Linked DNA regions of Homo sapiens: region 1 is linked to region 2. A link is an interaction called in ENCODE POLR2A ChIA-PET data of the cell type or tissue named here. Cell type or tissue: GM12878. All regions are shown on one strand. Each heading gives the region's core, and the rest is flanking DNA. Links, peaks and the distances in the headings are about the cores only.

The links. Peaks named below come from ENCODE experiments on the same cell type or tissue, not always from the same donor. Only the 100,000 strongest peaks of a DNase experiment are listed, where the experiment ranks them.
Region 1: POLR2A ChIA-PET joins it to region 2 with 10 read pairs; 1 of 35 experiments calls an interaction of 5 or more read pairs at or near these places.

The regions. Positions count from the first base shown.
Region 1 is chr2:75,812,210-75,827,743 of GRCh38, reverse strand. No RefSeq gene overlaps it. Among named protein-coding and RNA genes, the nearest start is that of GCFC2, 110 kb to the right of the region's middle. In GM12878, for the core only: no CTCF peak of the experiment used is centred there; a DNase peak (open chromatin) is centred at 6,903; H3K27ac peaks cover 253 bases.
Region 2 is chr2:74,432,952-74,448,485 of GRCh38, reverse strand. RTKN (rhotekin) reads left to right here and starts at 6,549. Exons shown (of 12, transcript NM_001015055.2): 1 at 6,549-6,780. The coding sequence starts at 6,670. RefSeq lists silencers at 6,459-6,538, 6,849-6,908, 7,624-7,933 and enhancers at 8,361-9,098, 11,233-11,912. In GM12878, for the core only: a CTCF peak has its summit at 7,982; a DNase peak (open chromatin) is centred at 7,911; H3K4me3 peaks cover 1,194 bases; H3K27ac peaks cover 281 bases.

The sequences.
Region 1 (15,534 bases), core at 5,049-9,048, 1.4 Mb before region 2:
GATCAGTGATGTTGAGGGGTTTTTTCACATAATTGCGGCCGCATGTATGTCTTCTTTTGCAAATTGTCTGTTCCTTTCCTTTGTTCATTTTTTAGTGTGTTTTTCCTTTCTTGTAAATCTGTTGAAGTTCCTTATAGATGCTGCACATTAGACCTTTGTCAGATGCATAGTTTGCATGTATTTTCTCCTATTCTGTAGATTGTTTACTCTATTGATAGTTTCTTTTGCTGTGCAGAAGCTCTTTAGTTTAATTAGGTCCCACTTGTGAATTTTTGCTTTTGTTGCAACTGCCTTTGGTGTCTTTATCATGAAATCTTTGCCAAGTCCTATGTCCAGAAGGATGTTTCCTGGGTTATCTTCCAGGATTTTTATAGTTTTAGAGCTTACATTTTTATAGTTTTAGAGCTTACATTTATATAGTTTTAGAGCTTACATTTATATAGTTTTAGAGCTTACATTTAAGTATTTGATCTATCTTGAGTTGATTTTTGTATGTTGTGTTAGGTAGGGGTCCAGTTTCAGTCTTCTGCCTACGGCTAGCCAGTTATCCCAGCACCATTTATTGAATAAAGAGTCCTGTCTCCATTGCTTGTGTTTGTCAACTTTGTCAAATATGAGATGGTTGTAGGTGTGCAGCCTTCCTTCTGGGCTCTCTATTCTGTCCCACTGGTCTATGTTTCTGTTATTGTACCAGTACCATGCTGTTTTTGTTTACTATAACCCTGTAGTATAGTTTGAATTAGGATAATGTGATGCCTCCAACTTTGTTCTTTTCGCTCAGGAGTGCCTTGGCTATTTGGGATCTTTCTAGTTTCGTATGAATTTTTAAATTTTTTATCTAATTATGTAAGGAATATCATTGGCAGTTTGATAGAAATAGCATTGAATCTATAAATTGCTTTGGGCAGTATAGTCATTTTAATGATATTCATTCTTCCCATCCATAAGCATAAAATGTTTTCTATTTGTTTGTGTCATCGCTGATGTCTCTGAGTAGTATTTCGTAATTCTCATTGTAGAGGTCTTTCAAATCCTTAATGGGCTATATATCTAGGTATTTTATTCTTTTTTTGCCAACTGTGAATGAAATTGCATTCCTGATTTGGCTCTCGGCTTGGATGTTGTTGGTATATAGAAATGCTACTGATTTTTGTACATTGATTTTGTATCCCGAAACTTTGCTAAAGTTGTTATCAGATCAGGAGCTTTCGGCCAAGGACTACCGGGTTTTCTAGAAATAGAATCATGTCCTCAGAAAACAGGGATAATTTGACTTCCTCTCTTCTTATTTGGATGTCTTTTATTTCTTTCTCTTGTCTGATTGCTCTTGCCAGAACTTCCAATACTATGTTAACTATGAATGGTGAGAGCAGGCATCCCTGTCTTGTGCTGGTTTTCAAGGGAAATGCTTCCAGCTTTTGCCCATTCAATCTGATGTTAGCTGTGGTTTTGTCATAAATGGCTCATTATTTTGATATTTATTCCTTCAGTGCCTAGTTTACTAAGGGTTTTTAACATACAGGGATATTGAATTTTATCAAAAGCCTTTTCTACGTCTACTGAGATAATAAAGTGGCTTTTATTTTTAGTACTGTTCATGTGATGAATCACGTTTACTGGTTTGTGTATGTTAAACCAACCTTGCATTGCAAGGATAAAGCCTACTGGATCATGATGGATTAGCTTTTTGATGTCCTGCTGAATTCAGTTTGCTAGTATTTTCTTGAGGATATTTGCATCTATGTTTGTCAAGGGTATTGGCCTGAAGTTTTGGTTTGTTGTGTTGTTTCTGCCAGGTTTTGGAATCAGGATGATGTTGGCCTCACAGAATGAGTTGGGAAGGAGTCGTCTTTATACATCTGGTAAATTTCAACTGTGAATCCATCCAGTCCTAGGCTTTTGGGGGGTTGTGGGCTTTTTATTACTTTTGTATCTTATTATTGGTCTGTTCAGGGATTCAATTTCTTCCTGGTTCAGTCTTGGGAGGTTGTATGCATCCAGGAATTTATTCATTTCTTCTAGAACTTCTAGTTTGTGAGCATAGAGGTGTTCATAATAGTCTCTGAGGTTTTTTGTATTTCTGCAGTGTCAGTGGTGATGTCCCCTTTGTCATTTCCAGATGTGTTTATTTGGATTCTCTTTTTTCTGTATTAGCCTAGCTAGTGATCTATCTATCTTATTGATTCTTTAAAATAACTAACTCTTGGATTCATTGAGCTTTTGCATGGTTTTTTGTGACTCAATTTCCTTCAGTTAAGCTCTGATTTTGGTTATTTATTCTCTTTTGCTAGCTTTGGGGTTTCTTTGCTTTTGCTTCTCTAGTTCTTCTAGTTGTGATATTAGGTTGTTCATTTGAGATCTTCCTAACTTTTTGATGTGGGCCATAAGCTTGCCTCTTAACACTCCCTTAGTTATTTCTCAGAGATTCTGGTATGTTGTATCTTTATTTTCATTAGTTTCAAAGTATTTCTTGATTTCTGTCTTAATTTCATTGTTTACCCAAAAGTCATTCAGGAGGAGGTTGTTTAATTTTCATGTAATTGTATGATTTTGAGTGATTTTCTTAGTCTTGATTTCTATTTTTATTGTGCTATGGTCCAAGAGTGTGGTTGATATAATTTCAGTTTTCTTGAATTTGCTGAATGTTGTTTCATATCTGATTGGGTGTTTCATACTCTGATTGGAGTAGGGTCTATGTGGCAATAAGACAAATGTATATTCTGTTGTTTTGGGGTGGAGAGGGTCCATTTGGCTAAGTGTTGAGTTCAGGTACTGAATATCTTTGTTAATTTTCTGACTCCATGATCTGTGTAATACTGTCAATAGAATGTTGAATGTTCCCACTATTTTTATGTGGGAGACTAAGTCTTTGTAGATCTCTAAAAGCATACTTTTTGAATCTGAGTGCTGCTGTGTTGGCCGCATATATATTTAGGATAGTTAAGTCTTCTTATTGAATTGAACCCTTTACCATTATATAATGCTCTTCCTTATCTTCTTTGATCTTTGTCAACTTAAAGTCCATTTTGCCTGAAATTAGGATTGCAGCCTCTGCATTTTTCTGTTTTCCATTTGCTTGGTAGATTTTTCTCCATGTCTTTATTCTGAGCCTATGGATGTCATGGCACATGAGATGGGTCTCTTGAAGACAGCATACCATTAGGTCTTGCTTCTTTATCCAACTTGCCCCTCTGTGCCTTTTACTTGGGGTGTTCAAGCCCATTTACATTCAAGGTTAGTATTGATGTGAGCAAATTTGATTCTATCATCATGTAGTTAGCTGGTTACTATGCTGACTTGTTCTTGTGGTTGCTTTATAGTATCACTGATCTATATACTTAGGTGTGTTACTATAGTGGCTGGTAATGATCTTTCCTTTCCTTACGTAGTGCTCCTTTCAGGACCTCTTGTAAGGCAGGTCTGGTGGTAATGAATTCCCTCAGCATTTGCTTGTCTGAAAAGGATCTTATTTCTCCTTCACCTATGAAACTTAGTCTGGCTGGATGTGAAACTCTTGGTTGAAATTTTTTTTAAAAAATGCTGAATATAGGTTCCCAATCTATTCTGGCTTGTAGGTTTTCTGCTGAAAGGCCCACTGTTAGCCTGACAGGGCTCCCTTTGTAGGTGATCTGCCCCTCTTCTCTAGCAGCCTTTAACATTTTCTTTCATTTCAACCTTGGAGAATCTGATTATGTTTCTTGGAAATGGTCTTCTTGTGAAATATCTTGCAGGGATTCTCTGCATTTCCTAGATTTGACTGTTGACCTCTCTGGCTAGCTTGGGGAAATTTTCATGGATGATATCTTGAAATACGTTTTCCAGATTGCTTGTTTTCTCTCTGTCCCTTTCAGGGATACCAGTGAGTCAAAGATTTAGTCTCTTTACATAATCCCATATTTCATGGAGGTTTTGTTCATTCTTTTTATATACTTTTTTCTTTATTTTTTGTCTGACTGAGTTATTTCAGAGATCCAGTCTTTAAGCTCTGAGATTCTTTCCTCAGCTTGGTCTATTCTGCTGTTAACACTTGGGATTGCATTACGCAATTCTTTTTGTATGTTTTTAGCTCTATCAAATCAGTTTTTTATATATATTTTACATATATATTATATAGATATATTTTATATATCTATATAATATATATATTTTATATATCTATATAATATATATATTTTATATATCTATATAATATATATATTTTATATATCTATATAATATATATATTTTATATATCTATATAATATATATATTTTATATATCTATATAATATATATTTTATATATCTATATAATATATATATTTTATATACATATATATTTTTATATACATATATAATATATATTTTATATACATGTATATAATATATATTTTTATATACATATATAAATATATATTTAATATACATGTATATAAAATAAATATTTTATATACATATATAAAATAAATATTTTATATACGTATATAAAATAAATATATATTTTATATACGTATATAAAATATTTATTTTATATATGTAAATATACATTTTTATATACGTATATAAAATATATATATTTATATACATATATATATAATATATATATATATAATGGTTATTTTGTTCTATCAGCTCCTGTGTTATTTTATTGTGATTCTAAGCTTCCTTGGATTGGGTTTCAACATTCTCCTGAATCTTGATGATTTTCATTGCTATCCATATTCTGAATACTAGTTCTGTCATTTCAGCCATCTCAACCTGGTTAAGAACCCTTTCTTGGTAACAAGTGCAGTCATTTGGAGGGAAGAAGGCACTCTGGCTTTTTGCATTGCCAGAGTTCTTATGCTGATTCATTCCCATTTGTGTGGGCTCATCTTCCTTCAAAGCTTGAAGTTGCTGTCCTTTAGATGCAATTTTTCTTTTTTGCTTTTTTTTCTTTGGTGCCCTTGGGGGTTTGGTTATGGTATAAGGTCAATTCAATTAACTGGCTTTGATTCTAGTCCACTCCTGGGTCTTGGAGGAGCCCCCTCTGATTACTTCTCTGTCCCCATGGGTATTTTGTTGGGTATTCTGGTTCATGCAGCTCCCTCAAGCAGGGGCCACAGTTGGCAGACAAATCACATCCTTGTCAGGTCGTGTGCTTCCTGGGGAAACACAGGGTTGTGCCTGCCTCAGAGTTTATGCAGAAACTCAACCACTGGGTTGGAAACTTTAGCGGCTGTGATTCATCTGGCTTTGGAAGGTGGAGGTGGGTGGAGTTGCCTGCTCTGCCCTCCAGGTCTTTCCAGAGCAACAGGAGGCTGTGCCTTTTAGCAAATTCTGGCAGAAGTAGTGCTGCTGAGCCAGAAGCTCTAACAGGTGTGGCTCATCTAGCTACCAGTGGTGGGAGTGGGTAGAGATGCCCACCCTGCCATCAAGTGCTTCCTTGGATGACAGGAGGCTGTGCCCACTGGCGGAGTTTCCATAGAACCAGGACCCCTGGGCTAGAAACTCTAGCACGCATTGCTCTCCTGGCTGCAAGTGGTGGGGGTGTGGGGGTGTCACATACCCTGCCATCTGGGTGTTTCCTGGGAAAACATGAAGCTACACCTTCCAGCTGAGTTCCCACAGAAGCAGGGCCACTGGGCCAGAAGCTCTAGCAGTTGTTTCCTACCTGGCTATCAGTGACAGCAGTGGGTGGGATCTCTGTCTGTGCACTTCTTGGGAAAACATGAGGCTGTGCCCACTGGCTGAATTCACACAGAAGCAGAGCCACTGAGCCAGCAGCTCTAGGAGGTGTTGCCCTTCTGGCTATCAGTGGTGGGGGTGGATAGGGTCATGCACCCTGCTGTTCACCTGTTTCTAAGATATCATGAGGCTACGCCTTTCTGCTGAGGTCGCACAAAAGAAGGGCTACTGGGTTGGAGGCTCCAGTAAGTGTTGCCCACCTGGTTACCAGTGGCAGGGGTGAGTGGAGTGGCCAGCCAAGTTTGGGCCAAAGCAGGACCATTGCATCACGAGCTGGTGCCAAGCCCCATCTGGCAAGAATGAGTAGAGCAATCTTATTGCTTCTAGGAACAGCAACTATGGCCTCTACTAGGGCTATGGTGCCACTGTTGATCTGTTTCAGGGCCCAAGGCTTATAGAGGTCCCCTTGGACTCCAGAGTTGCCCTCGCAGAACATCTAGGTGGCTCTCTGCCACTAGAAGCATAGTGGGAAGATGTTGGGGGGCCAGGAGTATGATCCCATTCCCAGTTTTGCACAGGTCCCTTTGGAGAACATGAGTCCTTCGGGGGCTCTCACTCAACTCCCCTTTCCCATGTTGGAGAGATTCTCCTGGCTCCACAAGGGCCCAGCCTCACTCCTGTCTGCTCTTTGTGTTCCCCTGCTGCCTCGATGGATCCCAACAGGTTTTTCAGATGATCAGCCTGCAGGGTCAGTGTTCACCAGCCCTTTCGTTTCCTCTTCATGAGCTGCTTCCAGTCTGCCGTTTTGATACTTCCCCTCCAGGTGATTTTATTTTTACTCTGTGTATTTCTCTGTATTTTAATATTTTTAATGAATATGTATCATTTTACAACTGGATAAGAAGACCATCTAAAATATTTTAAGGAGACGATACATTGCAGGGGTATTAAATCTTAATTTTTCAGGCTGTTAAATTTTAATTTCCTTATGTCTTTTCAAGGACTATAGTGAAGACAAATTTTTTTTAACCATTAAAAGCTATGACAAACAACTGTATAACATTTAATTTCATCAACCCCATCAGAATAAATACCAGATTCTGAACTTATGTCTGGTAAGAAAAGGGGTTCCTCTTCTATTCTACCAATATGCACTATTTGCAAATAAAGTGGTTAAAACTCTCCTTCAAGTAATAACCCAAGTCTGTGACCAGTTCAAACTAAAATCATACCTCTCTGGATGCTTCACTGCACTTCCCTTAATTGCTCCTTTCTCGAGAATACTCCTTTTTCTTTTGAAAAAACGAATTGCCCTTTCTTTGTTTTGTCGGTTGTTCCTGAGGCCTAGCCTAACCTGCTGGTTTTCTGGGTTGAGGACTTGCTTTACCAGAACTTCTCTCCTTACTACCTCTCTTTATGAGCTGGTCTGGTAACTGGGTGCCTCCCTATTCCACCACCAAAAAAAAAAAAAAAAAAAAAAAAAACTCCTCTTGTTATTCTTCCCACTGTAGCATCCAACCTCTATTTGGAAAAACCTCTTACCATTCCCAGTCCAAGATTTCATATCCTGCCTTACATATGAGTCTGCCATCTCTGTCCTAAGGAGAACTGTCAGAGCTACAGCTTAGAAACCTGGACTTGAATAGAAAATCTTGCCCTACCCTTCCATAGCCATCCACGAAAGCGTCTCTGAAAAAGAGGTACACAGAGCTCCAGGCCACCCACAAACTAAGGTAAGCCCCCTGGTGAGCTAGGTGAGGCTGTATGGCTGATTCTACCTTCCTGGGCAAATGATTGGCCCATGGGATTGCTTTTCTCTTCCCCCTAAAACCCACAGCCTAAACTGAGCCCTCTAGATCTTAGTGTCCCATAGTGAGAAAAAGCAAATATAGAAAAGAAGAAAAAAAGAAGTGCCTGTGTCAGGGTCCAGGCTTTCTTGGAGTGGATGACTCTATCCAAGTATAAAGATATCTCAGCCTTGGCCAGGCACAGTGGCTCACACCTGTAATCCCAGCACTTTGGGAGGCCAAGGCGGGCAGATCAGCTGAGGTCAGGAGTTTGAGACCAGCCTGACCAACATGGAGAAACCCTCTACTAAAAATACAAAATTAGCCGGGCATGGTGGCACATGCCTGTAATCCCAGCTACTCAGGAGGCTGAGGCAGGAGAATCACTTGAACCCGGAGGTTGCAGTGAGCCAAGATCATGTGCCATTGCACTCCAGCCTGGGCAACAAGAGTGAAACTCCGTCTCAAAATAAAAAAAGATATCTTAGCATCTCAGCCTCTTTTTAGCGTACTGGCCTTGTGAAAAACCAAGACTCCCCAACACCTATACTCAATAAATGCTCCTGACATGCACCCTTCCACATTAATTTGAAATAAGGTCTGGCTGTAGAGGAGGCACGCAAGAAGGCTAGAGACTCCAATAAAAGCCAACACTAAATTATTTGGAACATGTTTATGAATGAATGAATGAATAGATGATGGATGGATAATTAGGTAAACACTTACTAGTGATTGATGTTAGATGCTGATATGGTTTGTCTCTGTGTCTCTACCCAAATCTCATCGTGAATTGTATTCCCATAATTCCCACGTGTTGTGGGAGAAACCTGGTGGGAGATAATGTGAATCATGGGGGCAGTTTCCCCCATACTGTTCTCATGGTTGTGAATAAGTCTCACGAGATCTGATGGTTTTATCAGGGGTTTCTGCTTTTGCATCTTCCCCATTTTATGTTGCTGCTGCCATACCTTTCACTTCCCACATGATTCTGGGGCCTCCTCAGCCATGTGAAACTGTGAGTCCAATTAAACCTCTTTTTCTCCCCAGTCTCAGGTATGTATTTATCAGCAGCGTGAAAATGAACTAATACAGTAAATTGGTACCAGTAGGGTGGGGTGTTGATGAAAAGATACCTGAAAATGTGGAAGCAACTTTGGAACTGGGTATCAGTCAGATGTTGGAACAGTTTGGAGGGCTCAGAAGAAGACGGGAAAATGTGGGAAAGTTTGAAACCTCCTAGAAGCTTGCTGAGTGGCTTTGACAAAAGTGCTGATAATGATATGAACAATAAGGTCCAGGCTGAAGCGGTCTCAGATGGAGATAAGGAACTTGTTGGGAACTGGAGCAAAGGTGACTCTTGTTACGTTCTAGCAAGGAGACTGGTGGCGTTTTGCCCCTGCCCTAGAGATTTGTGGAACTTTGAACTTAAGAGAGATGATTTAGGGTATCTGGCAGAAGAAATTTCTAAGCAACAAAGTATTCAAAAGGTGACTTGGGTGCTGTTAAAAGCATTCTGTTTTAAAAGGGAAACACAGAATAAAAGTTCAGAAATTTGCAGCCTGACAATGCCACAGAAAAGAAAAACCCATTTTTTGAGGAGAAATTCAAGCTGGCTGCAGAAATTTGCATAAGTAACAAAGAGCTGAATGTTTATCCCCAAGACAATGGGGAAAATGTCTCCAGGGCATGTGATAGGTCTTCATGGCAGTCCCTCCCATTACAGACCCCAGAGCCTAGGAGGGAAAAATGGTTCTGTGGGCCGGGCCCAGAGTCCCCATGCTGTGTACAGCCTAGGGACTAGGTGCCCTGTATCCCAGCTGCTCCAGCCATTGCTAAAAGGGGCCAAGGTACAGCTCAGCCCATGGTTTCAGAGGGTCCAACCCCCAAACCTTGGCAGTTTATGTGTGATGTTGAGCCTGCAGGTGCACAGAAGTCAAGAATAGGGGTTTGAGGACCTCCTCCTAGATTTCAGAAGATATATGGAAACGCCTGGATGCCCAGGCAAAAGTTTGCTGCAGGGGCAGGGCCCTCATGGAGAACCTCTGCTAGGGCAGTGCAGAAGGGAAATGTGGGGTCAGAGCCCCACACAGAGTCCCTACTGGGGCACTGCCTAGTGGAGCTATGAGAAAAGGGTCACTGTCCCCCAGACCCCAGAATGGTAGATCCACCAACATCTTGCACTGTGTGCCTGGAAAAGCCGCAGACACTCAGTGCCAGCCTGTGAAAGCAGCCAGGAGCGGGGCTATACCCTGCAAAGCCACAGGGGCAGAGCTCCCCAAGACCATGGGAACCCCCCTCTTGCATGAGCGACCTGGATGTGAGACATGGAGTCAAAGGAGATCATTTTAATTTTGACTTCTCTGCTGAATTTCGGACTTGCATGAGCCCTGTAACCCCTTTGTTTTGGCCAATTTCTCCCATTTGGAATGACTGTATTTACCCCATACCTATACCCCCACTGTATCTAGGAAGTAACTAGCTTGCTTTTGATTTTACAGGCTCATAGGCCAAAGGGACTTGCCTTGTCTCGGATGACACCTTGGACTGTGGACTTTTGGGTTAATGCTGAAATGAGTTAAGACTTGTAGGGACTGTTGGGAAGGCATGATTGGTTTTGAAATGTGAGGACATGAGATTTGGAGGGGCCGGGGCAGAATGATATGGTTTGTCTCTGTGTCCCCACCCAAATCTCATCTTGAATTGTACTCTCAAATTCCCACATGTTGTGGGAGGGACCCAGTGGGAGATGATTTGAATCATATGGGTGGTTCCCCCATACTGATGCCAATTGATGGTAGAGATGTGACCTTGGCCACCAAAATGACCCCAAATACAGCAGAGAGCAGTCTTATGAATTCATAAGGACTCCGCTATACCTGAGCCAATGCCCATGTTTTGTCTCTTATTTTCCTGGTTCTTGACTGTCTTAGTTCAGGCTGCTATAACAAAATGCTATAGACTGGATGGCTTACAAATAACAGAAATTTATTTCTCACAGTTTGGGAGGCTGGAGATCCAAAATCAGGGTGCCATCACAATGAGGTTCTGGTGAGAACTCTCCTCCAGGTTGCAGACTGCTGACCTCTCAATGCATCCTCACATGGAGAAAAGAGGGTGACAGTGTTCTCTAGGGTCCCTTTTATAAGGGGACTAATTCCATTCATGAGGGCTCCACCCTCACAACCTAATCACTTCCCAAAGGCCCCATCTTGTAATAGCATCACACTGGGGGTTAGAATTTCAACATCTGACTTTGGAGGAAAGGTGGACACAAACATTCAATCCATGGCATTGACCCACTTTGATATTTTCTGCAATATCAGTATCACATGTGACCCTAACTTGCTTCTAGTTCCACTTTTGTCCCTCACACTAAAGGGAGACCTTTTTTAATGCTTGCCCCAGGATCCATCCTTTATCCTGCCCCAGTCTGGGGCTGAACATTGCCAGCCTTAATGAGAAAACTCTATGGCCCTCCTGGCTATTTGAGAGAAATGGATAAATGGAAGGAGATGAAAGCAAACAAAGTTAAATCTAGTGTATTAGCCCTTTCTGCCCTTCTGGAAGGTTGGTCAGGGAGGTGGAATGGTAGAAGTGAGAGGAGCCATAGGCTGAAATAACCACACTGCCACTGTTGCCAGAGCCTATACTGAAAGAAAATACATTTTCCCTTTCATTACAGAATGCAAAGTATGGCTTTTGTTTCATTAACACTGATACATTTTTTAACATATTCTTAAATATTATTGCTCTCTTTTAGCACAACCTGCTTGAGTAGCAACCTGAAACTAATACTTGAATATTCATTTTGCAAACTATCATTTGCTATGTATTTCAAATTCGTACAGTACAAAGTGGCCAGAGACTCGGTTGACCATACTCCCAGACTGTGCTGTACTATAAGTCCCAAATAAGCACTATTTCTGCAGGGGATAATGCATGCTCAACCCCATTAACCATAATAGTGTGAATGACCATAAGCCATTAATTTTGATAAGATCAGATTCATATCACCTCAAAGATTCAACAGAAGCCACAGGAGACATAGAAGTATTCCTACTTTGGTTTTTTTAATGAATAAAAATGTGAATGTAGTTACAGTCCATCTGACAGCTAGGCACCACAGGCCCAAGAAAAAGTTCACCCTGTCCGCAGCTGCAAGAGAAAAGTGCCAAGGAATTATTGCATTAACTCAGTAAGAGTCTAATAGCCAAAAGATGGGGGTAAAAGGCACTGAACACACCAGGCAGAAATTACCCTGGAGTCCTGAAAAGGCTCTTTTTAGGGTGAGCAATTTTATTTCTTAGGAATTCAGCAATATGGGACAAATTATTTGCTCAAGAGTCTGCAGTCATCCTGGAAAAATATATCAGGATCCCAGGGCTCACTTAACCACATTGTGGACAGCTATTTTCAAAATGAAGTAGAAAGAGGAAACTTACATGTTATTCTCATAACTCATAAGCACATTTCCAACAGGCAATTTTGTTTTCAGCTTTCATTACTCATTAATATTCAATTTAGGTTCCATCTTCTTTAGAGGTGTGTGACATTTGTGAGAATCTAGTATTTAATTTTAGGTGTCTGCATAAGCTTGCTTGAGTAAAAGAGAGAGTTTCTGACCTGCCAAAAGGTAAGATTCACTGCTCCCTTCCCAAAGGAGCAGGGGGAGAAAGAAAGCAATAATTTTGCTTTTCTGACTTGAAAATATCTTGTAAGGGGAAAATCATAATTCATAGCCCCATATGTACAAAATGTTTCCAACGGGTTTCATTTTGGAAGTATAAGCAATGAATTTTCTGCTAAATGCAGCAAATCCAGTCACTATATTTATAAAACAAAATGCATTGAGATTCTGAATATAAAATGTAATCTCTGAGTGCAGCAAATTTCAAATCAGCATTAAAAAATATGTAAAAGCAGCAAAAGAAATGGTCTATAATTACTAATTATTAGACTATTTTGGGGTGTACTATTTTGGATCCCATTTCTCTTCTAGTACATTCTGCTCTGATATCTCCTGTTAAAATTAGGTACTAGGATTGATTGACAAATAATATTCTTAATCGTTGTCTCAAAAATCAGAGATTTAGTGTTGCTATTGTTCATATTACTAGTGTGGTAGGCTTGAGTAATAGCCTCTAAGAAAATCCAGTTCCTATTCCCTAGAACCTGTGGATGTTATCTTACACGGAAAAAAAAAATGACTCTGCAGATATGACTAAGTTAAGGACCTTAAGATGTGGAGAGGATTCTGGGTTATCAAAGTGGGACCTAAATGAAATCTCAAATGTCTTTATAAGAGGAAGACAGAGGGCTATTTTATTGTAGAATCAGAAGGGGAGACAGTGATATGACAAAGAAGAAGAGAGATTTGAAAATGTTACACTGCCAGCTTTAAAGAGGGAGGAAGGGGCCATGAGCCAAAGAATGCAAGGGATGATACTGTAAAAGCTGGAAAAGGCAAAAAATAGGTTCTCCTCCATAAGCTAACAAGTAAACCTCTGCCTGAAAACACCTTGAATGCTAATTTTAATCTCTGACCTCCAGAACTTGAGAGAATCAATATGTGTTGTTATAGTCCACCGAGGTGGAGACAATTCGTTGCAGCAAGCCATGCAAAGCTAATACAACTGGTTATCACATGTTCTGGTTTTATATTGCTGGTGGGATACATGGCTTTGCTTGTCTGTTTTTATCTTTACCTTTGAAAGCATTTATACAAAGAAAGTTAGCTTCCTAGGCATTTGACTACCTGATGACAAGGAAAAACCTACTTTTACCTACTTGTCACATGTTTTACAAGAAGAGATTTATTTGTTTTTAAGTCTGTACTTTATTAAATTATAAGATAGATTAAATTCTGAAGAGTAGGTAAAGACAAAGAAAAAAAAGAAGGAGGAAAGCGAGGAGGAGGAGACAAGAAATTGACTAATGTTGCTCACTAGCATTTCCATTTCACCCCCCTCGAGGCATAGGACAGCACTTTCCTGCCCCTTAGAGTTAGATGTGGCCATTTGACTAGTCTAGCAGTGAGTTGTGAGTGAAGGAGACATGCGTTATTTCCATATCAGAGCCTTCCAGGGCAATATCCATCAGTACTCAGGTGGTGGAGCTTCCAACAACCTGGATCTGTGAGTGAGGACAACATGAACAGAGCCCTCCCCATCAAAAAATCTGAAGTTAACTTGATTTTAGCCAAAAAATAAACTTCTGCTGCTTAAATCCACTATGATATTAGAGTTATTGGTTACCACAGCATAATCTACCCAATACTAACTGTTACAGATGGATGGATAGATGGATGGATGGATGGATGGATGGATGGATGGATGGATGGATGGACGGACGGATGGATGGATGGATGATAGATAAATAGATGACAGATGATGATGATAGATAGATAGATAGGGGCTGGATGCGGTGGCTTATGCCTGTAATCCCAGCACTTTGGGAGGCCGAGGCAGGTGGATCACCTGAGTTCAGGAGTTCGGGACCAGCCTGACCAACATGGTGAAATCCCATCTCTACTAAAAATGCAAAAAAAAAAAAAAAAAATAGCCGGGCGTGGTGGCGCATACCTGTAACCCTAGCTACTTGGGAAGCTGAGGCAGGAGATTCGCTTGAATCCAGAGGTTGCAATGAGCCAAGATCGTGCCATTGATCTCCAGCCTGGGCAACAAGAGAGAAACTCCATCTCAAAAAAAAACAAAACAAAACAAAACAAAAGGTAGATAGATAGATGATAGATAGATAGATAGATAGATAGATAGATAGATAGATAGATAGATGAGAGAGAGAGAGGCCTATAGAGATGAAGAAAAGGATGACTGGAAGATATATCATTTCTTTCTGCAGAATGTGTAACAAAGTTTCTTCTACCATATAATAGAGAAAGAGAAGTTATAAAAACTTTGTAGAGAGAGTATTCATCTTATTAATATTTGTATTTCTACCACTTAGCACAATGCCTCGTGCTTAGTGAACACTAAGTAATTTAATAACGTACTTTAGAAAGATAGCAACATGCGGCCAAAGTTTCTGACAGATGAGCCCCCACCATAAACCTCAGATGATTTGGTTCAGACTAACCAGAATAAAACCTGAGATAATTGAACCTAAGACAGACACACAAGATTGGATTTTAAAGATACTCTGCTTTTGTTGGAACCAGAGTTTTCTGGGGTCCCTTCCCTGTATCCCATAGGTCTTTGAAAAGAAATGCCTGGGTGTTTGCAAATCTGCTGTAGCTAAAACTCACGAATTAGAGGCTTGAGGTATCCACCAGTCTATTCTTAAGTGAAAGAATGGCTGATTTTCTGCAGTTCTGTCTGATATTGGTTTATCAGAGTGACAAGTATTGTGGACCACAGACACTTTCAAAAAAATAAATAAATAGTGGCTATATAAACTCTAACTTGTCCTCGATTTTATCTTTACTGCTCTTCAATTGTCTATGATCTAAATACTGAAGAGTATTGAAAACTTTTTTGGAAAAATCTTTATTTTGTATTTCTGAAAGAAAAGCATAATATGTTCCTGGGCTTCCTAAAGGCAGTTTTGGATTTAGCTCCTCACATACCAACTCCATGTGGAGAAGGTAATACCCAGCTGACCATATGAATGGCTATCTGGGTGGATGAAGAATGAGACTATGACAAGCAAAACATGTATTGTTACAGTTCTTTCAGTCTCATGTAACAGAAACCAATTCTGTATAGCTTAAACAAAAAAACAAACCAGCCAAAAATAAAATTTTGAGGGATGGTGCGGGTTGAGGAGGGTTTTTCACAGCATCTAAGAAAGATATAAACAAAACAAGAAAACAAAAATAGAAAGAAGCCACTGTGTTTTCAAAGACTTCAGCTGGAGAAAATAATGAACCTTGTCTCAAAAGCTCTCAGTTTGACATTCCAAATTTCCAGGAAAAAGGACCTGATTGGCCCAGCTTGGGTGAGCCCAGCCCAGGGTCAATAATATTTGGCCAGCAGCATGAAGTTTCATAAATCCTTCACGATTAAAATGACACTCTTTTGTATTCTGGAAAAATTGAAAAAAGTTTGAATTATGGTAGACTTACCATGAGGTGGAACTCAACCACTT
Region 2 (15,534 bases), core at 6,068-10,067:
GGGGTTTCACTATGTTGGCTAGGATGGTCTCAATCTCTTGACCTCATGATCCACCCGCCTCGGCCTCTCAAAGTGCTGGGATTACAGGCATGAGTCACCCCTCCCAGCCTTTTTTTCTTTTTTTTTTTGAGACACAGTCTCACTCTGTCACCCAGGCTCGAGTATAATGGCATGATCTCGGCTCACTGCAACCTCCACCTCCTGGGTTCAAGCAATTCTCCTGCCTCAGCCTCCCAAGTAGCTGGGATCAGAGGTGCCTGCCACCACACCTGGCTATTTTTTTTGTATTTTTAGTAAAGACGGGGTTTCACCATGTTAGCCAGACTGGTCTTGAACTCCTGGCCTCAAGTGATCCACCTGCCTCAGCCTCCCAAAGTGTTGGGATTACAGGCGTGAGCCACCATGCTAGGTGGCTAATCTTGTACTTTCCCTGGAAAGAAGTGAGACTCAAATTTCCCTGGATAAAATATTTTTATTTCCCTGGATAAAATGTTTTGGGGCTCATCTCATACTTTCACTGGATAAGAAGCGAGACTCAAAGGAGGCCAGGCAGCACAAACTTATGGCTGAGGTTATGCCAAGGCCACACTGAAGTCAGGCGGCTTGAACATGCTGATGAGGATTTTCTGCTGGCACCACTACCCCCTTCTCAGGTACTGCAGGTACAGTGAGTGTATATCATGAACTCTGGCTGGGTCTTGTCTGCACTCCCTCAATATTCAAAGTCCAGTTGGGAACATTCCAGTTAGTTGGGTTAGGCCAAGTGCCTACCTTTAGGCTGTGAAAAAGTGGGAAGAAGGATAAATGTTCTCCAACTGCCATAAAGGGGCTAGAGCTCATTCTGTCAATACTGTCCACAGTAGGGAACTGTGCAGAAATAGAAGATGATTTGAACCCTAGGTGACCCACAGCCCCTTTCCCACATATCTACTTCATAGCTGGGGAGATATAGATACAGACATAAACAAAAAGATAAAGTTGGGAAGACTGTGCACCAAACCAGTGGCATGTTGGTAAATGTTTAACAAAAGCTCCCCAGGGGGGAAAAAAACCAGGCTGGATTTGTTATGTTCACCTATTTCTGTTGTGTAAGGACTCCCACCATGGCCAATTTCAAATGAGACATCACTGAATACAGAGTTGGAAAGAGATGTGCATTGTCATGTCATTTATATAGCATTCCCTCCATACAGATACTAAAGATGTAAACTACTCAAGACGTCGTCGTAAAATGCAGTAAAATAATTAGGAAGTGATGAGTTTTGAATATTTGTCACCTTTGCTTTAATAAAATTGATTTAGTTATATGTTTATGTAATTTAATTTAATTTTTTTTTTTGGAGATAGTGTTTCACTCTTGTTGCCCAGGCTAGAGTGCAATGGTGAGATCTCGGCTCACTGCAACCTCTGCCTCCCGGGTTCAAGAGATTCTTCTGCCTCAGCCTCCCGAGTAGCTGGGATTACAGGCATGTGCCACCACACCGGCTAATTTTGTATTTTTAGTAGAGACAGGGTTTCACCATGTTGGCCAGGCTGGTCTTGAACTCCTGACCTCAGGTGATCCACTGCCTCAGCCTCCCAAACTGCTGGGATTACAGGTGTAAGCCACCATGCCCAGCCTTAATTTAATTTTGTTTTGTTTTGAAACGGAGACTCGCTTTGTCCCCCAGGCTGGAGTGCAGTGACCTGATCTCGGCCCACTGTAACCTCTGCCTCCCGGGTTCAAGCAATTCTCCTGCCTCAGCCTCCTAAGTAGCGCCCAGCTGATTTTTGTATTTTTGGTAGAGACAGAGTTTCACTATGTTGGTCAGGCTGGTGTCAAACTCCTGACCTCGTGATCCACCCGCCTTGGCCTCCCAAAGTGCTGGGATTGCAGGCGTGAGCCGCTGTGCCCAGCCCGTAATTTAATTTTTAATTAAGGCAATGTTTAGCAACTGGCATGCCCAATTCCAGAAAAGTCATCAACACGAACCGCTGGTGTGAGCTTCAGCACTTGAATGCACCAAACTGTCTCAGTGTTTTCTTCTGGAAGTGGAATAATTGAGGGTGGGGAAGGCATACTTTTATTCATTTTTTTCATTATTTACATTATTTAAAAAACAGTGGCATTTATAGTGTTTAGAAAACTGTACACGTACTTTCAAATATTTTTCAAATGAAATTTAATTTAAAAAATAAGTCTGGCCTGGCGCGGTGGCTCATGCCTGTAATCCTAGCACTTTGGGAGGCTGAGGCGGGCAGATCACGAGGTCAGGAGTTCGAGACCAGATTGAACAACATGGTGAAACCCCATCTGTACTAAAAATACAAAAATTAGCCAGGCGTGGTGGTGGGCGCCTGTAATCCCAGCTACTCAGGAGGCGGAGGCAGGAGAATCGCATGAACCTGGGAGGCAGAGGTTGCAGTGAGCCGAGATTGCGCCACTGCACTCCAGCCTGGGTGATAGAGCTAGACTCCATCTCAAAAATAAAAATAAAAATAAAAATAAATGCATGCATACATACATACATAAATCCATAGAAATTTTGACCCTTATCTCTCCTCCCTCAGTTGAGTGCAGTGTTAGTTGGCTTCCCTGACTCCAGTCACAACTCCTCCAACTGACTAATGGAAAAGGCTGCCAAATTACGATCTCTAAAGTTAATTCTGGGAGGAGGAACAGTGGTCACGCCTGTAATCCCAGAACTTTGGGAGGCTGAGGCAGGAGGATCACTTAAGGCCAGGAGTTCAAGACTAGCCTGTACGATGCTGTCTCTACAAAAAAATTTAAAAATTAGCCTCGCATGGTGGTGCACGCCTTTAGTCCTAGCTACTCAGGAGGCTGAGACAGGAGGATTGCTTGAGCCCAGGAGTTCAAGGCTGCAGTGTATTATCATGGCACCACTTTGCTCTAGCTGGGTAACAGAGTGATATATATTATATAAATATATATATATAATATAATATAATATAATCCTGATCATGTCCCTCCTTCCCAAAAATCTTCAGCCACATTGAGTACAAACTCTCAGGCAGGATTTGAGCTCAACCTCCTTTTTGAAGATCCTCCATTCCTCTGCCTCCTTCCTGGGTCTCAGGCCAGGGGTTTTCAAACCCGTCCACAGAGCTTGTGTTCACTGGGGGAGCAGGGAGCAGCTGAGCACCTGTGGGTAGACAAGGCATGAGGCTCTAGCACCTGCTCCCATCATAGCAGCTCTGATTTGATTTCACACATTTCAGGTAAGATTTCATTAAAAAAAAAAGGTTCTGTTGCTTAAAAACAAACATTTGAAATGAACTATCTTAGTCCAACAGGATGGCACATCTCAGTCAAGGACTCTCAAATCTGTTTGCTTCTCTTTTATTTACTTCAACTGATGTTTATTGATCACTTGCTATGTCCCAGGCACTGGGGATAAGACAGACTGCCCCTCCCTAGAAGGCTTACAGTTCAGAGGAGTGATGATGAATATTTGAATAAATTAAGGAACAATATCTTTCCCTTTCTTTCCCCTCACACGTCTTTTGTGGTTAATCTCAGATGCCATGGACTTTATAAATCTTTTGATCTGCCTTTCCTACTGACCAGAAGAACTCCCTTCTCCATATAAAATTTTGTGTGTGGAGGATGTTGGTTGTTTTTCCTGTTCATTTTCCATTCTCTCACCTTCTGGTGGTAGTGGTTGGAACATTCTTTGGGGAACAACCCTCCCCCACCTTCTCCCTCCCAGTTCACTGGGTTCTGGTTAGTCTCCAGGAGTGGGCAAGTGACCCCAAGCCTGGCCAGCTGGCACCTAGAACCTCCTTAGCCACAGCAATTGGTTCAGATCTGGCCACCGTCTGACTCCAATGATTGGTTTGGGATGGATGAATGATCACAAATGTCTCACAGCGAATCCCAGACGTGTAGGAGCCTCAGGAAACAGATGCTCTCTTTTCAGCTGAATTTAAGCCTGAAAAGATATAGACCCAGAATTTTGGGCAGCAATTTCGTTACACTGTGGAGAGTGAAGCCAACGTGGAGGAAAGTAGAGCCAAGTGATGGGAAGAGACTGGATATTCCTGACACTCAATGAGTGGGTTAAGCCACATCTAAAGCTTGACCCCTGGCTCATTTGTTTGTATTGGCTCAGTTCCAGGAGCCGATGCATTTCCCCTTTTGCTTTAGTACTTTTCAGTCAGCTTTTCCAAAAGAATGTTGAAATGATTTGCCATAGCAAAACATTTCTAATCTGGACTCTCTAAGAGCTCAAGACTGGTATGTCTCTGGGTCCAGCCAGCCTGCCATGTAGGAGTCTCACCCTTTCTCAAGTTCTGTGTTCTGAAGCCTTCAGGAGATCTGTTTATGTGTGATCAGCAAGTTAATCCTTTGCCATTTCCTTCTCTTCCACTGGGCTTTCCCCAGAGGGGGCAAGAAGGGAACCCTGTTTTTTGTTTGTTTGTTTGTTTGTTTGAGACAGAGTCTCGCTCTGTCGCCCAGGCTGGAGTGCAGTGGCACGATCTCGGCTCAGTGCAAGCTCCGCCTCCCAGGTTCAGGGCATTCTCCTGCCTCAGCCTCCTGAGTAGCTGGGACTACAGGCGCCCGCCACCATGCCCGGCTAATTTTTTTGTATATTTAGTAGAGACGGGTTTTCACCGTGTTAGCCAGGATGGTTTCGATCTCCTGACCTCGTGATCTGCCCCCCTTGGTCTCCCAAAGTGCTGGGATTACAGGCGTGAGCCACCGCGCCTAGCGGGAACCCTGTTTTTATGGAAGCAGGGAGTGGTAAGTCCAGCCGGGCAAGTCCAGCCATCCAGCAAAGCAGCTGATTATATCTATATCTATCTATATCTATATCTATATCTATATCTATATCTATATCTATATCTATATCTATATCTATATCTATCTATATCTATATCTATCTATAGATAGATAATATTGGCCAGGCGTGGGCCACGCCTGAAATCCCAGCACTTTGGGAGACCAAGGCGGGTGTATCGCCTGAGGTCAAGAGTTTGAGACCAGCCTTACCAACATGGTGTAACCCCATCTCTACTAAAAATACAAAAATTAGCCAGATATGGTGGCAGACGCCTGTAATCCCAGCTACTCCGGAGGCTGAGGCAGGAGAATCGATTGAACCCAGGAGGCAGAGGTTGCAGTGAGTCGAGATCATGCCATTGCACTCCAGCCTGGGTGACAGAGTGAGACTCTGTCTTAAAAAAAAAAAATTAAAATAAATAAATAAATAAATAAATAAAAATAAAAAATTATACATATTTGTAATGCTTTTTAAGAGATGGGGTCCCACTATGTTGCCCAGGCTGGACTTGAACTTTCGGGCTCAAGCAATCCTCCCACCTTAGCCTCCCGAGTAGCTGGGACTACAGGTGTGCACCACCATGCCAGGCCAATTTGTGTGTGTGTGTGCGTGTGTGTGTGTGTTTTGTTGAGACAGGGTTTCATGTTGCCCAGGCTGGTCTCCAACTCCTGAGCTCAAGAGCGATCAGTCCCCCTTGGCCTCCCAAAGTGCTAGGATTACAGGCTTGAGCCACTGCACCCAGCCATCTTTTTTTTAGACGTAGTTTCGCTCTTGTTTCCAAGGGTGGAGTGCAATGGTGGGGTCTCAGCTCACCACAACCTCTGCTTCCCGGGTTTAAGCGATTCTCCTGCCTCAGCCTCTCAAGTAGTTGGGATTACCGGCATGTGCCACCATGGCCGGCTAAATTTTGTATTTTTAGTAGAGATGGGGTTTCTCCATGTTGGTCAGGCTGGTCTCGAACTCCCAACCTCAGGTGATCCACCCTCCTAGGCCTCCCAAAGTGCTGCGATTACAGGCGTGAGCCACCGCGCGCAGCTGCTCTTTATGACTGCAAATATGGGGCACTTGCCTTGTGCCAGGCACTATGCTGGGCATTTTACCCTCATTCTTATAGGTAATCCTCATAGCAACTTGAGGAGTGGAGATAATTACAGTATTCCCACTGAACAAATGAGAAAACTGAAGCTCAGAAAGGCCAGTGACTGGACCAAGTTAATGATTGCACGGTTAGTTAGTGACAGAGCTGGGGTTTCACGACGTGTTTAAGCACCGCCCCATCAGTTGTGGCCACTAGGCTTAGGCGGATAGCCTCGCAGAGGAGCCTAGGTGGGGAGGGGGACGAAGAAGGAACATTTGGGACTGTGGGATGTTGAAATGGTCTCTTCGGAGGCTGCCGGGATTGAAACTGGGCAAGGTCCCAGGGCCCGAGTAGAGCCAGAGCGTGCTACGCGGCGATCCCTGAGCCACGGGGTTTTCAGCGCCCGGGAAGCCAGGCTTGCCAGGTTGGGGCGGCTGGCGGGGCAGGGCTTCTCGGTCCGTCCCAAGTCCAGGTAGGCGCTCGCGACCCGCGCGGGCAGGGAGAACGCGCTCCCACAGTGCTCGCGAGGTGCAGTGCGCCCCTGGGGGCTCCGGGGCCGTCGGGCCAGGTCGGCTTGGCGCCCAGGGACTGGCCGGACGGGCTGGGCCTTTGGCGGGGGTGGAAGAGGAGGTTGCCGCGCCCTGCCCGGCCCAGGTGTCGTCTCCGGGGGCGGGGTTTGGAGCCCCGCAGCGGGAGATTCCCGGCCGGACTGGCGGACGAGCGTCGAGAGACAGAAGCCGAGGAGAGGAGGCTAAGCCGGGCGGCGCGGGGAGCGCACTGAGCAGGCAAAGTCGCAGGGCCGCCAGCATGTTCTCCCGAAACCACCGGAGCCGGGTCACCGTGGCCAGGGGCTCCGCCCTGGAGATGGAGTTCAAACGCGGCCGCTTCCGACTCAGCCTCTTCAGCGACCTGCCCGAGGTGAGAGACTCGCGTCCCTGCCTTCCCCTTCCGCGGCTCCCGGGGGCAGCCCCAGCCACCTCGGCCTCCTTCCCTCGCCCGCGTGCACGCCGAGGGGCGGAGACGCACGGTCTGGGTACAAACCCGACGGAGTTGTTGACTTAAAAAGTAAGGTGTGGACGGTCTGCATTTTCATCGGATCCATGCTGCCCATTCCGCGGCCTGGTTAGGATTATCTGCCTGAGCCTGGAAAAAGCCCGGGTTGGTCTCAATTTGTAGGGCCCCAGCTCGACTCCTAAAATGTGCCTGAACCCCAAAATGTCTTGGGCATCCCCGGGCCAAGGGCGGTGGGCAGCTAGGCGGGCCCCAAGCGCTCGGACTCTTGGCCTGGGCTCCCGCTTGTTCCCCAGTCGCCAGCCCCATCCCACAACCTGTCGCAGCCATCTGGGCCAGCCTCTGTCATCAACCCCGACTTTAGGCCGGGGCCGCTCGCTTCCCCGAAGCCCAATTCAAAGGCTCCTCTATGCCCCTGCAGGGCTTTTAACTCCTTGGGGTTACTTCCCACACGCAAAATTTCCGCCTCCTTTTCTGGGGCCTAAGAGGAGTCCAGCCCCTAGGCTGAGCGTTTCCCCCGTCCGCCGTCCACGCGTTAACCTGTTGGATCCCCACCTGTAACGCCCTAAGGGCTAGGGCGGGGCTGAAGGTGTGTGGTTGAGCGGGGACTGAGAGGGCGAATAGCTACCCCGAAGACTCTTCTGTCCCCAAGGTCAGACTCACACTCGCCCAAGGAGAGCCCAGTTCCAAGCCTTCCCTTCCGGGTCTGGAAAGGGTTAAGTGAGGTGGGCCTTCCTTCCGCCCCCTCTACCTCCCGGCTGGGATTCCAGGCCTGGCTTCTGCCCTTTCCCTCCAGCCTGCCCAGAACAAAGAGGCTCTTTCACACCCTTGTCCCGGCGTCCCGGGCCTTCTCTGACTCAGAAGCTAGTGGACCTGGGGAGAGGGGGCCTTTGTCGCGTCCCCTTGCCCCCAAGCGACTGGGCCCGAGGAACCCGCGTGGGGCCAGCGTGGGGGAGTAAGGGGCGAGGCCCGGGACCAGGGGGAGGGGCCTGTGAGCTGGGGCCGCCCCTGGGATTAGCCCGGCCTTCGGGGACAGCTCGGAGGAGCTGGGGCGGAGCCGCAGGGCCTGGCGGCCGCCGAGTGAAGTGTGACTCCGTGGGCCTGGCGTGGAGGCGGGGGCGCTAGGCTGCAGCTGGCTCGGAATCGGGGCTGGTTTCCTGTCTGGAAGGGAAGGGGCCTGCAGAAGGGAGCGGGGACAGCAGCAGACAGGCACACCCCTGCCTTCCTCTCTCCCTCTCCTCCCTTCTCTGGAAAAGCGAGGTAATTGTGAGCCCAGGGTGGAGCGGGCTGGATGGGGGCCCTGAGTTGGAAGGGGTGGCCCTAGGGCTGGGCTGCTTTGCCAACTCACCCCTTTGTCCCATTCCCTGGGCTCACTCTCCCCTGAGGTCCTCACCTGTGTGGCTCTTTTTCCCAACTTTCTCAAACTAAGCTGGAACCCCTCTCGGGAAGCTCCAACCTCCTGCAAACCCCATGACTCTAGAACCTGCATGAGGCGTCGTTTCCCTGCCCCCTTCCAGTTGTGCCTGCCCCTCACTGCCCTCTCCGCACACAGATTCCCTGTCCACCAGGCCAGGGATGTGGGCGGGGGCTGGGGAGCGGCCAGAGTCGGAATGAAAGGGCCTTTTTCTTCCACAGCTGGGAGAACAGCTGCCACCAAAGCGAGACTGGACACTCTGTGCCTAGAGCCCCCTCTGCAGCTGGCCTTTCCTCCTGGGACCCCACTTATCCTCACTTCGCTTTCTTTTTCTTCCCTGCCTGGCTCCCGGCAGGGCCCCGGAGCAGCAGTGGGCGAGGAAAATTTGTCACAGCAGCCAGAGGGGTTTAACAGGAGTGCAGAGGGATAAGGGCAGCTTCTGCCCTCTGCCCAAGAGCTGGCCACCTCTTTAAAGACTGAGGGAACAGTGGGAGGAGGAACTGTGGGACAGTGTGGTACCTATCTGTCCCCCCTCTGGAGGGGTTGACAAGGGAAAGGGCACCGGGGGGCACAGAGATGCAGGACAGATTGCACATCCTGGAGGACCTGAATATGCTCTACATTCGGCAGATGGCACTCAGCCTGGAGGTAATCCCCCGACCCTTGGAGTACACACCTCCTTCACTTGCATCCCAGCCCCAATCTCTGCCCTGCCCATTCCTGCTACAGCATGGTGGGGAGAGCCAGGCCTGCTTAAAGTGGGAAGAGGGACAGGTGGTTCCCTATGCCTTGTGTTGGGTGCAGTGTGTGGACCCAGGCTCAGTTCTGCCCATCATAGTCTTATGTTTGCAGCAGGGTCTTTACACCTATTTCAGGAAGCTCTGTGGGTGAGTGTAAATGTCTGTTCTGGGGACAAGGGTTCCTTTTAGGCATGGGAAGAAGAGAGGAGTTCAATGTGAGAGAGGTTTACAGAAAGGATGTAGCCTTGCTAGAGAAGAGAAGGACTCTGGGCTATGAGTAAGGATTCTGCTGGCCCTTGAGACAGCAAGGTGCTGTTTATTCGTGTATTTGTTTTTTTCAATTCTTTACAGAGACGAGGTCTCACTATATTGCCCAGGCTGGTCCTGGCTCAAGTGATCTCCCTACCTCGACCTCCCAAAATGCCGAGATTACAGGCGTGAGCCACTGCACCTTGCGCTATGTATTATTAAACACATGTAAATTTTATGTACTATCTGCCAAGCTCTTTTCGACCATAGGATACCTCAGTGAATAAGACAAGAAAGTTCCATTGTAGTGGGAGAACAGAAATATACATACGAACACATAAATAATATCACATAAAGAAATTATGATGAAAATGGGGATGTAATGAAAATCAGATGAGGGAGGCAATGTTAGATGTGGAGGTCAGGGGAAGCCTCTGTTGGGAGATCTTTGAGCTAAGCCCAGGAGGATTTGGAGATATGTGAAGACTGGAGGAAGGGCAAAGGCCCTGATATGAGGATGAGGGTAATATATTTGTGGGAAAGAGAGAGCCAGTGTGGCTGGAATATAGTAGTTGGGGTGGAGCTGATGGGCAGGGGCCAGATCATGCAGGGCCTTGAAGGCCATGATAAGGCACCTGGATTTCACCTTAAGTGTGATGTTGGGCCATGGAAGGGTTTTAAGCAAGGGAATGACTCATGCCATGTTTTTAAATGATGGCTGCTATGGAGAATAGGCTGGTGGGAAGTTGAGGGTAGGGTTGGGGGTGGAGGGTTGGCAAGAGAGTTCGCAAATGTCCACCAGGTGGGAGGCTGTTTCACTCCCACTTCAGGTGGGAGTGAACCTGGTGGTGTGAATTAAAATGCTCATGGTGGAGAAAGGGAGTAGATTTCAAATGGTGGTGGTAGGTCTGACAGGATTTGCTGATGGATTGGATGGGAGGGCAAAGAAAGAGAACTCCAGGATGATTCCCAGGTATGTGGCTAAGCAACTGGGTGGTGTGGCTGTTTACGGAGATGGGGAAGATGGAGGAAGTTGTGGAAGTGACTGCCTGGACCAGGCAGGGGCTGCTGCTGAGAGGTCAGAGGCAGGACTGCAAAGAGTCTAGATCAGGAATGGCAGGATATTGTATGTGCTGTCCCCCCTCAAGCCCTGCCCCCACTCCCTGGATCATAGTAGATGTTACTGGTCAATTTTGGCACTCTTTATCAACGAGCCCAGACCTGGCCTCAGAATCTTTCTCAGGACCGTCTTGGCATAAACTGTGCAGGTTGTGTCCTTCACACAGGTGCCAGCCAGAGGTGAGAGTCCTGGTCTGGTTTCAGCGGCATCAGGAGGGAGCACGTTTATCTAATTTGTTTGCCTGGAGAGGGTCAGCTTTTTCTAATTTGTGGAAAGGTGTCCAGTGAACTCGTTGGGACTCTACCTAATTATCCTCCATCAGTGCATGAGATAAAACCTATTTGCCATTCATAGTCCTCTGCACTGTCCACATCAGTTACATATGGCTATTTAAATCTTACTTTTAGTTCATTAAAATAAAACAAAACATTAATTCCTTAGTTGCTGTAGCCATATTTCAAGTGCTAGATGGCTACTGAACATTTCCATCACCGCAGAAGGTTTTATTGGACAGAGCTGGTCTAGGTATGTAAATGTTTAAATTCTGCATCCTACCCTCCTCCAAAAAATGTAAATTTTCTCTGTGGAAGGCCTGTTCAAGTTCTGGGGCAGAGGAGATGCTTAGTTTCACTTTGGTCACTCTCCTTTAGGAGAGTGGCTGAGGGTGCTGTGTTCTTTCTCAACCAAGTTCAGCAGGTCCTCAAAAGAGAGACCCATTGATGTTTCAGGGAATGGCAAAAGAGATAGTCGTGGAAGAGTAAATCCAAGAAGACTTTCTGGAGGAAGTGACTCAAGTTGCAAGTAAAGGGGGCTTATTTTAAAATATGTGCTAGGCCCAGGTAGAGATGAGACTTTCCCATATAATTCTCAAACAATGCTACGAAGGAGGTGGAATACTCCCCATTTTACAAACTCAGGTTCCAGGGGTCAAATTCTGTGGGCTTGTCAAGTCCCTAAACCAGGATTTGTACTTAGCCCTGGTGGAGATTCTGAAGGGAAAAAAGGGTAGTGAGAAGCAGAGCAGGAAGTCAGAGACTTAAGAGAGTGGGAGGGGTGGAAGGGATATCAACAGGGGGCCTAATGTGTGTGGGGCCCATGACTCATCCTCTAGCCCCTTGGGATCTGACCCGGGTCCAGCTGACACCCAGCTCTGCGCTCTTTCCCAGGGGAAATGCTGCCCGCTTGGGGAGAGGGTGTGTTTGGGTGGGGAGGGGGCAACAAGGAACTATCCCTGGGTTGGGGAAACGCTAGAAGCACAAGGGTCCAGATCCTGAGCCAGGATTCCCAGTTCCTCTGCCTGAAAGGGTGGGAGCCAGTTTCCTAGGGCGCTCCCGGCCTTGGGCCTTGGGAGAGTGGATTTGGGGCTGGAGATCAGTAGGGAAATAGAGGAGGTGTCTGGACTCGTGGTCCCACTCATCCATGCTGGGCCCAGTGACCTCCCTAGGGCCCCAGCTCTCCCAATTTATACACTATTCGCCCTCCATACTCTCAGGCAAGGGGTCACCTTGGAGGGCAAACGCTACGCGGGAGGGGCCTCCCGGAGCTGGAGCACGTCGTGAAGGCCAGGAGCCTTTTCCAGGGCGGCGCGGGCGCACTCCTGGAGGTCCGGTCCCGCCGCGATGGAGTCTCGGTGGAGGCACCGCCTTGAGCCAAGCCCAGCCAGGTGCCCGGAGGGACCTCCAGCGCCCTGGTACCCCTCAGTTGCTCTCGCGGCAATTGGGAGCTGATGTCACCGGCGTCCTGAGCGCTGCAGCTGGAGGCGGTGCAGCTATGCTGGCGCCCTGGCTCCTCCGATTTCCCGCGGCCCTCGGACCCAGCCGGCTCCCCAGGCCAGTGCAGCTCTCTGGACCTCGCGCGCCTCTGCGCGCCTCTCGCAATGGAGCGGGCTGGGGAAGGATCCGTGAGTGCTGGGACTGGGATGAGACTAGCCAAGATGGGGGTTGAGGACACCTCCGTGTCCCCCTCCTGCCAGGCTCACCCATTTGGGATGTTTGTGGCTGAAGCTGGGTGCAGACTGGGGTGGGGGTTGTCGGGCAGCGCAGAACCCTGGTGCAGACAAAACTAGACTGGGAGGACCTATGTAGTCTGAAAGGGCTTCCTGGTGAGGGGCTTTGGGAAAGGGTTGGCTTATTACAGAAGGAAAACGGGTGGATGGTGATGGGGGAAGGTGATAAAAGTCCGGCCTAGCACAGTGGCCCAGAAAATAGCCAAGGAAGCATCTGTAGGCAGGCAGGACAAGGCTTTTTAGAAGAGGGAATTTAGGGTGTTCGGGTCTGAGAGACTTGAAGGCTGGAGCCACTAGGGACAGATGCAAGGGCACAGTGTATGGAGGAGAGCTGGTGTGAGGAAAAAGACAGGTTTGGAGTGGTCACATTAGTTCCCCTGTTTCAAATGGATGGCTCGACTTGTCTCCTGAACCAATCTGTACACTGTGATAGAGTTAGTCTTCCAACTCCTCTCTGAAGCTTTCCTTGATCACCTCAGCCAGAAGCAAACAGAGGCTGTTTCTTGTGAGCATGGTTGTGCCATGACATGGCACTTATGGAGCAGCCATTAAAGTCATCATCTCTCACCTCCCAGCTGGATTTTAAATGTACAACCTTGGACAGTACAGGGATGCTCCAGTGTTGACTGAGTAAATGCTGCTACCACCAAAGTATAGCGTCATTAAAATAAGCATCCCTGCCATTAATGTATACCACATGCTGGGCACTGTGCTAAGTGCTTTAAGTTCCTGCCTCACAGAATTCTCACAGCCCTAGGACTATTTCCATTCCTGATTTACAGATGGGGAAACTGAGGCTTAGGGAGGTTGAGCAAATTGCCCATTGCTTTTTAAGAAGCAGGACCTCCAGGGCTCCTTTCTAAATGAATGTTCCTGAGAATCCTGGTGTCTCTTCCAGGGCCTCTCAGCTGGCCCTTATCCACAGTCCCTCATTCCTGGACCACCTACCTTCCCATCCCCATTCCTTGCCTCTGACCTCATCTCCCAAGCTCAGAGGGCCGGTAGGTGGTGATTCTCTTAATTTGGGGTGTATAGGTTTCTGTGCAGCGTCAGTGAACACTGTAGGTGGTATGCTCCTTGTCCACTGATCCCTTGCCAACTAGATGTCCCTGGCATCACTTGAGTCTGAGGGATAACTCTCATTTGCCTTTCCTTCTGTCCATTCCCATGAGTTGGTGGTTCTCAACCTGGGTGTACCTCAGAATCACTTGGGGAGTTTTCCAAAAGTACATATGCCCCACTCCTAGAGATTCTTATTCTGCAAATCTTAGGTAGGGCCTGATCATTTTTTTTTAAACTCCAAAGATCTAATATTTTTTAAAGGAAATACAATTTCCAGTAGTACAAAGGGTATATATAAAGTATCATTAGGCTGGGCGCAGTGGCTCAAGCCTGTAATCCCGCACTTTGGGAGGCCGAGGTGGGAGGATCACTTGAGGCCAGGAGTTCGAGACTAGTCTGGCCAACATGGCGAAACCCTGTCTCTACTAAGAATACAAAAGTTAGGCCAGGCATGGTGTCTCACACCTGCAATCCCAGCACTTTGGGAGGCCAAGGCGGGTGGATCACCTGAGGTCGGGAGTTTGAGACCAGCCTGGCCAACATGGTGCAACCCCGTCTCTACTAAAAATACAAAAATTAGCTGGGTGTGGTGGCTCACACCTGTAATCCCAGCTACTCCGGAGGCTAGGCAGAAGAATTGCTTGAACCTGGGAGGCGGAGTTTGCAGTGAGCCGAGATCATGCCACTTCACTCCAGCCTGGGCAACAGAGTAAGACTCGGTCTCAAAAAAAAAAAAAAAAAAGAATACAAAACTTACTCGGGCGTGGTGGCACATGCCTGTAATCTCAGCTACTCAGGAGGCTGAGGCACAAGAATCACTTGAACCTGGAAGGTGGAAGTTGCAGTGAGCTGAGATCGCGCCACTGTACTCCAGCTTGGGTGACAGAGTGAGACTCGGTCTCAAAAAAAAAAAAGTATCATAAATGTTTTCCATCCCTGGCTCCCAGGCCTACAATCACTAATATTTTATGCATAAACATGCATATCTATATCTATGTATATATATGCATGCATACATATATATATATCATGCACAAATGGTAGTATGTGCAATACTACCCTTCTTTTCTCACATCATTTATTTTGGAGATTGTTTCATATCTGCATACATGTGCATATCTCTTTCCTTAATGTCTGCAATACTACAGGGTACAGATGTACTGTTACTTATTTAACCAATGTCCTACTGAAGGGGTTTTAATTTTGGTGTTTAAAACAATGCCACAATGAGGCCGGGCGCGGTGGCTCACGCCTGTAATCCCAGCACTTTGGGAGGCCGAGGTGGGCGGATCACAAGGTCAGGAGATCGAGACCATCCCGGTTAACACTGTGAAACCCCGTCTCTACTAAAAATACAAAAAAACAATTAGCCGGATGTGGTGGCGGGCGCCTGTAGTCCCAGCTACTTGGGAGGCTGAGGCAGGAGAATGGCATGAACCCCAGGAGGTGGAGCTTGCAGTGAACTGAGATCGTACCACTGCACTCCAGCTTGGGCAACAGAGCGAGACTCCGTCTCAAAAAAAAAAAAAAATGCCGCACTGAATATTTTTGTATGTATGGCTTTACCTAGATATATGTGAAATTATATGTGTAAGATAAACTGCTAGGTATTGGATAGCTGAATTAAAGGATATATGAATTTGTAGTTTTCATAGATTTTTTTCCAAATTGCACTCAAAAGAGGCTGAAGGAATTTATACTTCCAACCATCAAATGCATGAGGGCATCTCTATTTTTCTTATTTGTTTTATATATATATATATATGTTTTTTTTTTTTTTGAGCCAGAGTCTTGCTCTGTCGTCCAGGCTGGGGTGCAGTGGTGCAGTCTCGGCTCACTGCAAGCTCCGCCTCCCGGGTTCATGCCATTCTCCTGCCTCAGCCTCCCAAGTAGCTGGGACTACAGGCGCCCGCCACCACGCCCTGCTAATTTTTTGTATTTTTAGTAGAGACGGGGTTTCACCGTGTTAGCCGGGATGGTCTCGATCTCCTGGCCTTGTGATCCGCCTGCCTCTGCCTCCCAAAGTGCTGGGATTACAGGCGTGAGCCACCGTGCCCGGCTGTTATATATT